2 separate regions of the Mus musculus genome follow, and region 2 is linked to region 1. A link is a contact called in ENCODE Hi-C or POLR2A ChIA-PET data. All regions are on one chromosome and are shown on one strand. The core of a region is the stretch at or near the end of the contact, and the rest is flanking DNA. Distances in the headings are between cores, read along the strand shown. Region 1 holds the start of Ikbkb (inhibitor of kappaB kinase beta). Region 2 holds the start of Kat6a (K(lysine) acetyltransferase 6A).

What was found. Hi-C counts contacts between places; a loop is a spot of excess contacts on that map. ChIA-PET counts read pairs that join two places held with the same protein, here RNA polymerase II (POLR2A).
Region 2: a loop to region 1 is called in a map of regulatory T cell, with 2.6 times the contacts of the local background. The contact joins the promoter of Kat6a here to the promoter of Ikbkb in region 1. A Hi-C loop is called at or near these places in 1 of 37 maps with a recorded cell type or tissue (regulatory T cell). POLR2A ChIA-PET finds 5 or more read pairs at or near these places in 1 of 5 experiments (Patski).

The regions. Positions count from the first base shown.
Region 1 is chr8:22,704,911-22,708,409 of GRCm38, forward strand. It overlaps Ikbkb (inhibitor of kappaB kinase beta), which reads right to left and starts at 1,673. Exons shown (of 22, transcript NM_001159774.1): 1 at 1,560-1,673; 2 at 1,172-1,294. The coding sequence starts at 1,276.
Region 2 is chr8:22,857,498-22,860,935 of GRCm38, forward strand. Kat6a (K(lysine) acetyltransferase 6A) reads left to right here and starts at 2,049. Exons shown (of 18, transcript NM_001081149.2): 1 at 2,049-2,135. Gm46036 (a long non-coding RNA gene) reads right to left here and starts at 2,942. Exons shown (of 3, transcript XR_001778526.2): 1 at 2,757-2,942.

The sequences.
Region 1 (3,499 bases), core at 423-2,922:
ACATTGGATGCCAGAGAGATGGGAAATTCCCCAGAAATTTCATGTTGGGAGAGAAAAAGCTCCCAGCCAGAGGGGGAAATTGTCTTCTGGGTTACAGATTTCTAACACATTCTCAGAAAAATCTCACAGGATGACAAAACCAGGCCAGTGGTAGGCTGGACCACAGTACTGCTTAGATGTGAGTATCCTTGGCGTTCTATTTAGACCTTAACCTAATTTTAGGATCATGGAGATGGACTTGGTGGGGGGGGATCTGTCTGTCCTTCTTCCTAATGTGACCTCAGTGAATGAATCCCTTGCTTTCCACTATTAATTTGCCTATTTTAATTGGCTTATTGAGGACTCAGCTTAGGGCACAGGCCATGACCCCCAAGTTTGATAGTCACACATCACGTCTGATACTCAAGTATCCTGAGGTTAGTAAGTACTCTTTAGCGGAAACATCACAAGTACTGTGTGCTCCTGAGGCACTGTGATGAACTCATTACCCAAATCGGATAAAATAAGTCTCCCACAGTAAACAGCCGAGCTAGAGAGAGTCCTGCCAAGAATCTCAGCGTACTTACTGCCAGCCCCCTCCCCCAAATTTTTTTTGGAAGAACACAAACTTTTAACATGAGCAACGCACATCAGACACATAAGGACTAAAATAATAGGAATAAAAATTAGATCCAAAAATGAAATCAGTCCACATCACTCAGCATTATATGGCGGCACATGGAAAAGAAAGAAAGAAAGAAAGAAAGAAAGAAAGAAAGAAAGAGAGAAAGAAAGAGAAGAGAAAAACCTTGGGGTTATCAACTACCTAAAATATTTTAAATAAAGTTATTTAAAATGTTTTTTATTGCTCTCATCTTTTTAACACTGCCTGTATTCTACAACATTTATCACAATGTAATGTATTACGTGCTAGTCTAAATATTAGTAGAAATATAATTTCAAAATACTTGGAATGACAGCTTACTCCCTCATGTGTCCTTCTAAGTGGCATGGTTATTAAGGTTTTTTAAAAAGAGTCAGTTTAGCAGCTCACAGATCCCCTTTGCAGTCCTTTTTCTTACGCTCCCATTGGACAACGCCAAGGTTAGGCAGGGATCCACCCATTCACACCGGGCCAGGTCAGAAGAGGCGCCAAGAAAGCTCACCCACCTTCCTGGTGCCAGAGCCCTACCTGATTGTGCCACCGGATGACGTTTCCAAATCCCCCGGTCCCCAGGCGTTCTTTCATTTCCCAGGCTCCACATGTCTGGGTTGGGAGGGACGGTGACCAGCTCATATCGATGCCCTGCTAACTCTAGAAGCAAGCAGGGAGAGAGGACAAGTTGAGAGTAAGAAGAACACTGGAGCTCAAGAAGCAACTGGGAGCAGCAGTGGCTGCTGCCCTGCAAGGGGAGGCTAGGACACCGGTGTAGTTAACAAATAAAAGTTGCGGCGGCCGGGCCCACCGGTGGGTCCGCTCAGCATCGGGCGCGGCGCAGCCACGGACCCCGGGGAGAGGCGGAGCGCACACCCGGGTGAGCCGGTCCACGCGCCGCGAGCCGCCCTCGCGTGGGACTCACCTGCCCCGGGGGCCGCGGGGCCGCCAGCGACACCCGCTGAGGACATGAAAACTCGGGGTCCCCACGCAGCCAGCCCAGCGCCACTTCCTCAAACACTTCCTGCCCTGACGTCACGGGTACTAGACGGCTCTTAAAGGGGACGCGCGAGCCACTGGCTCTCGGAGACGCAGCCACAGCCAGCCAAGGTGCTGGACCTGGCGGCGCAGGACCTGGCGGCTTGGAGAGCTCTTCTTCACCCTGGCACTTTTTAGGCTGAGCTTGATCCGACTGGCTAGGCAGTTAATAAGGGGAGAATCTGCCGAGCCCCGACTAGTGCTGACTTAGAGGCTGTCCTAAGAATTGCCTCCCTGTCCTCCCACCGCTCCTGGTTCAGTATTAAGAATAATCAACCATCCTGATGCTCCTCAGAAAGTAACACACCACCATCCCCCTCAAAGAGGAAGGGAGGAGAGGGAAGAGTACAGAGACAAAACAAAAAACTAGCACTGTCTATCAAAAATGGAGTTTGAGCACTGGGAGCATAAAGAAATTACTAGTTATTAGGTCAAGAGGCTGGGTATTGTCTTCTCCACCAGGACACCCCACACGCCTACCAGCATCCACCCCTGCCTCTAACAAGCCAGGTTCAGCCGCTCACCTCCCATAGCCTAATTCACGATACAATTACCAATGGAAAGGAGAAAAAGAGGTTTATTCAATGTGACTACATTGGGGAAAGACAGCGATCTAATCTCTCTCACCCATACCTCTGCCGATCCAAGTCTAATTTTGGGGTCCTGCCATGAGGTTTGGGTTTAAGTGGAAGGCAAGTGGTATACATAACTAAGTAGTCATGCTCAATATATGTTCTGGTCCACCATCGTTGTCTAGGCTCCAGTTTCTCCTATGATGTGGCGTTTGTCAGACGGTGTGAAATCTCTGCTCCTCTGAAGGTGGCACAGTGGCTCCAGGCTTCTGACATTTACTGGCTTTTTAGATCCGAACCCAGCAGCGGACAGCGACCAGCAAGGCTAACAAAGTCTCCCTGGATTGAAAGCCAAAGATCTTTGTGGGATAACCTGGGGACTCTAAGCGTTTGAACTCAAGAATAGAGCAAATAAAGAACTTCTCACTCTTTTATTATTAAAGCAAGCAAAACATGAGATGATGTTTACAGAGAGCTTAAGCAAATACAAGAACAGCAAGTGAAAAAACACTTGGTATTATGTCTTATCATCCTTGCACCTGTGGGAAAAAGCCAAGAATATTCCTCCCAGGACCCCACCCTTCCCACAGAGAGAACGTGGACATCCCAAGCCATACCCTTCATGTCGCCCCTTTTGAGAGCATCCACTTTTTATGGGGTTTGCAATTATTTCTAGAAGGCCACTTGTGGAAGAACATTCTGCACTCTGCCCCAACCACAGCTCACGGGACAGTCACAGCTTTCTTACACGGGTTCCCACGTGGCCTCAGATGATGTTCCTGGGGGAGATTACAGTTTCTCGGGGTCTGTTATGTCGGCAGTTTAAAAGTCAGAAAGAGGAGCTCAGGAGACTCTTTAGCCTCCATTCCAGTCAGGACAACTGCAATAACCTTGTAGTTATTTCACTTCCTATTTTGAGGTAAAAGATTCCTGTACTTGACACAAATACAAGTGGAAGTGGGAATCAAGGGTACACTGTATCATCCAAAGAAACAGCTCTCACCTCCTCAAAGGAATAAAAAGATCATAGTTTATTCTGAAGCATGTATGAATATAATGTTCCAACATGGAAGAAGTTTTAAGACGTTGTACAGTTTTAAGGACTAAATCAAGGTAAGTTTGAAATGCATCAATGGAGACCTCAGAGAGATGATTATAGCAAGATGGGGGAAGCTAGTCTGTGAATCATCAGATGTTCTCGGATGACACTCTTAGCTTTGGGTTGAGTGTTTGGAAGGTGTTAGCCCACCAAGTT
Region 2 (3,438 bases), core at 799-3,298, 150 kb after region 1:
TCAGCTGTCTGAATTGTCTCAAAGATCAACAAACAACACCCCCCCCCCCCAACTCCAGAGTTACACTAAATTCTGCCATTTCGGACAGCAGGTGGACTTGCAAAACTGATTTTTTTTGCTGCAAAACTTATAAAGATCTCTGAGTATGCCCTTTAGTAATGTATATCTAAAACAAACAAACAAACAAGCAAACAGGTGCGTGCGTGCATGCGTGTGTCCATTCTTGGAGGCCTGTGGATGATACTATGTGTCTTTGCCGTAACATTGTCTACCATATTCCCTTGAGATGGGGAGTCCACTGAGTCTTGATCTTGGTCATCCTCCTGTCTTCAAATTTCTCTTCCACTAGTAATGGAATACAATTTGGGGTTTGTAGAGAAGTGGTTTTGGGTGATCCAATAAACCTCTCCACAACTGCTTGTTATCAACATCAGTATAGGGCACTGCAGGCCCTTTGCGTGAGTTTCCCAGGCTAGTATTAATATGGAATAGTTTCAACAGTCTAGTGTGCATAGTCGTCTGGGCAAGAATTAGGGTGGAGGAGGGCTACTCAGATCTGAAAGCAGGGAATGAGGTTTGGAGACAGGACATGAGGTGAGGTGTAAACTTATTTCTCAGACGCTTACAAATGCTTATTCACTATAAGCGCTGTTTTGAGCCCTTGGCATCATGTTGGTTAGATGCTGGGATGCCAAATGGCACTGTCGAAGAACATTAACCTGGGAATATACTAAAAGCATTACGACTACACCTGAACTGTAAAGTGAATAAAGCACAAAACCAACAAAGTAATATCAAAGTTATGGCAGCGACTAGCAGGTGTTTTTTTCCTTTTTGGTAAAGCTATGATAAAATGAGGTGGCGGGGGGTTAACAGTCTAGGAAGGGGACATAAACCAAGTGCAAGGGTAGCAGCAATACAAGTCTCAAGCTGTTGAGCTTTAACGTCTTTCCAGGGAAGGGGTATGTGTGTGTGGGACTCAATCTCAAGAGTTTCTAGTGGACCAAAGACAAAGAAACAGGTAGCCAGTAGCGGAGAGGCTTGCCCTAGCCAAGAGTCTCTGCGGTTCAGCCATCAAACTGCACAGGGTAGGAAAAGAAGAGAAAGACCCAGGTTCCACAAGCAACCGTGCCATAATAGCTGTGTGACCTTGTCCAAGTCCTAGAAACCGAGCTCGGTGGGTGGTGTTTCTTATAAACATGTTTCCAAGGTTTAGTGACTTGCGGGCAGGGGGGTCAGTCAAGTGCCCTAGGTGGGCATCTTGTTGGCTGACAAGGAGTGTCCAACTTCGTGCCCTCTCCCCTTTCTAGCCAGACTATTCTTTGAACCACGGGGGGATGAGCAGCTGGAGTGCAGAGTGAGCAGAAAGGCGAAGGCAAAAGAAGGAACTCCTGCCACCCGCGTTCCCCCGCCCAGCCACGGAGCTCCCGAAGCCACTGTGTGTGTGTGTGTGTGTGTGTGTCCCCGACCCTGCAAGGCAGCCGCGGGTGCACGCCCCCGGGCGCTAACAAGGGCCTGGGAACCCGGGCGGACGCCGCGCGCCGGGAGCTCCGAGCTTCCTAGCTCCGAGGTTTCGGCGTCGCGCCGAAGCCGCCCCACCCAAGCGCCCGCCCGCCCGCCCGCCCGCCCGCCCGCCCGCTCCAAGTTTCCCGGGCTGTATAATCCGGGTGCACCTTCCGCCTGTGGCCTCGCCATTCTGCCCGATCGCTGCGCGTGAGAAAGGAGGAGGGGACGCCCCCAGCTGTTGGCCTCCAGCCCGGCCAACTCCCGCTTCCACCCGGGCTTCGGCCTTTTGTACCCGCCCCACGTGACCCGCCCAGCGGCTCCCTCCACCCCGCCCCCCGTGGCCCCGCCCTCCGGCCCTTCCCGGCGACGAGCCGGCTCTTCCAGCTACCGGCCGCCCCCCTCCCGCGCTCCTCCGCTCCCTCCCTCCCGCCCGCCCGCGCAGGCTGTTCCCGCTCCCTCCCCAGGCAGCCGTTCCCTCGCGACGCTCCCCTCCCCCCGCGGCTGTTCCGCCGCTTGGCCTCCCCTCCCCCCAGTCGGAGCTCACTGTCTCCAAGATGGCGGCCGTGTCAGTTTGGGGCATCTCCGCGGTCCGGCCCGGGCCCCCGGGATCCCGGCTGTCTTCCCCCCAGGTAAGGAGCCGAGGGGCCGCCCCCGGTCGCTCCCAGCTGCCGAGCCCGAGGCTAGGCCGCCCCGGAGTCTGCTTCGGCGCCTCGCGGGGACGGCGGGCCGCTTGCAGGCCCCGCCGCGGCCTGCGCCGCCTCCCCGCTGCTCTGCGCCAGGCCTCGGGCTGGGCGCCGCGGCCGCCCCCTCGCGTCCGACTCCGCGGCCCGGCCCGCGCCCGCCCTCCGGGCTCGCGCCGACGGGCCCGCCGCCGCCGCCGCCCTAGCTCCGCCGGCGGCCCACTCCGGGAGCCGGGGCTCCCTGGCGCCGAGCAGCCAGGCCGCGGAGCCTGGGGCTGCTGTGCGGGCTCGCCCGCTCTCCCTCGGGGGCGCGCCCGCCGTCCGTCCGCCCGCCCGCCCGCCGCTCCCGCCGCTCCCGGCGCCGGGCGGGCGCGCACTCCGGGCTGTGCGGAGTGCGCGGAGATCCGAGCGGGGTTGAGCGGTGCAGGGTGACAGCCTGGTGGGTGCAGTGGTCTGGAGCAGGCAGCACGTGTGGTGTTGTGTCTGTCGGACTGTCAGCCCCTAGCCGGGACGGGTGGCGGCGGGCTTGCCTGTCAAGAGCTCCGCGACTTTGGGCCGGACCTGCCCTACCTGTCAGGCTCCGTCACAGCCGGTGTCCCCCTTGCTGCTCTTCTGAGCCGACCCCTTGGAGCGAAGAGCTCGGAGGAGCTGGGGCTAGAGCTTACTATGCTCCTAACTCCACGTGATTTCATTGTTAACTTACTCTCCGGGCTGTGTTTCCATAGAATGGGACCGGCGAAGCGGTCCGCTGGCAAACTGCGGGGCTCTGCCGCTTCAAGTTTTTTTTAAAGTTCCTTGGGCTTTAAATCGAGGGCGCGCGCAGATGTGTTTTGGGTTGGGAGAGAGAGCGGGAAGGGCTTTGCGAGCCCGGCTGGTCTTTCTTTCTAGCTCGCGAGTGTACTTTCTGAGAGTTAGGGTTCAGATCTTCAGAGCGTTGGTTTGTGCAGACTCGCAGATTGGGGAAACTTCCGGCCGGAAAGACAATGTGTGACTGTCATTCATTCTTTTTCACCTGAAAACTCAGCCACATAGGGTGTTCCCACCTTCTTAGGTCTTAGTCCTGGTTACTTTAAAGTTAGTGTCTATATCAGAAACATCCCTTGGGTAATAATTCTGATGTTTGTCCTCGTAAAACCTCCACTAATATGAAGCACCCCTCCTGGGGAGGGGGGTACTTCTTTTAGTTAGCTAATTTTGAAATACATTTTGGCCCCGGGTGCTAATGCTTTTTTTCTTACTAGTACTATTTCAT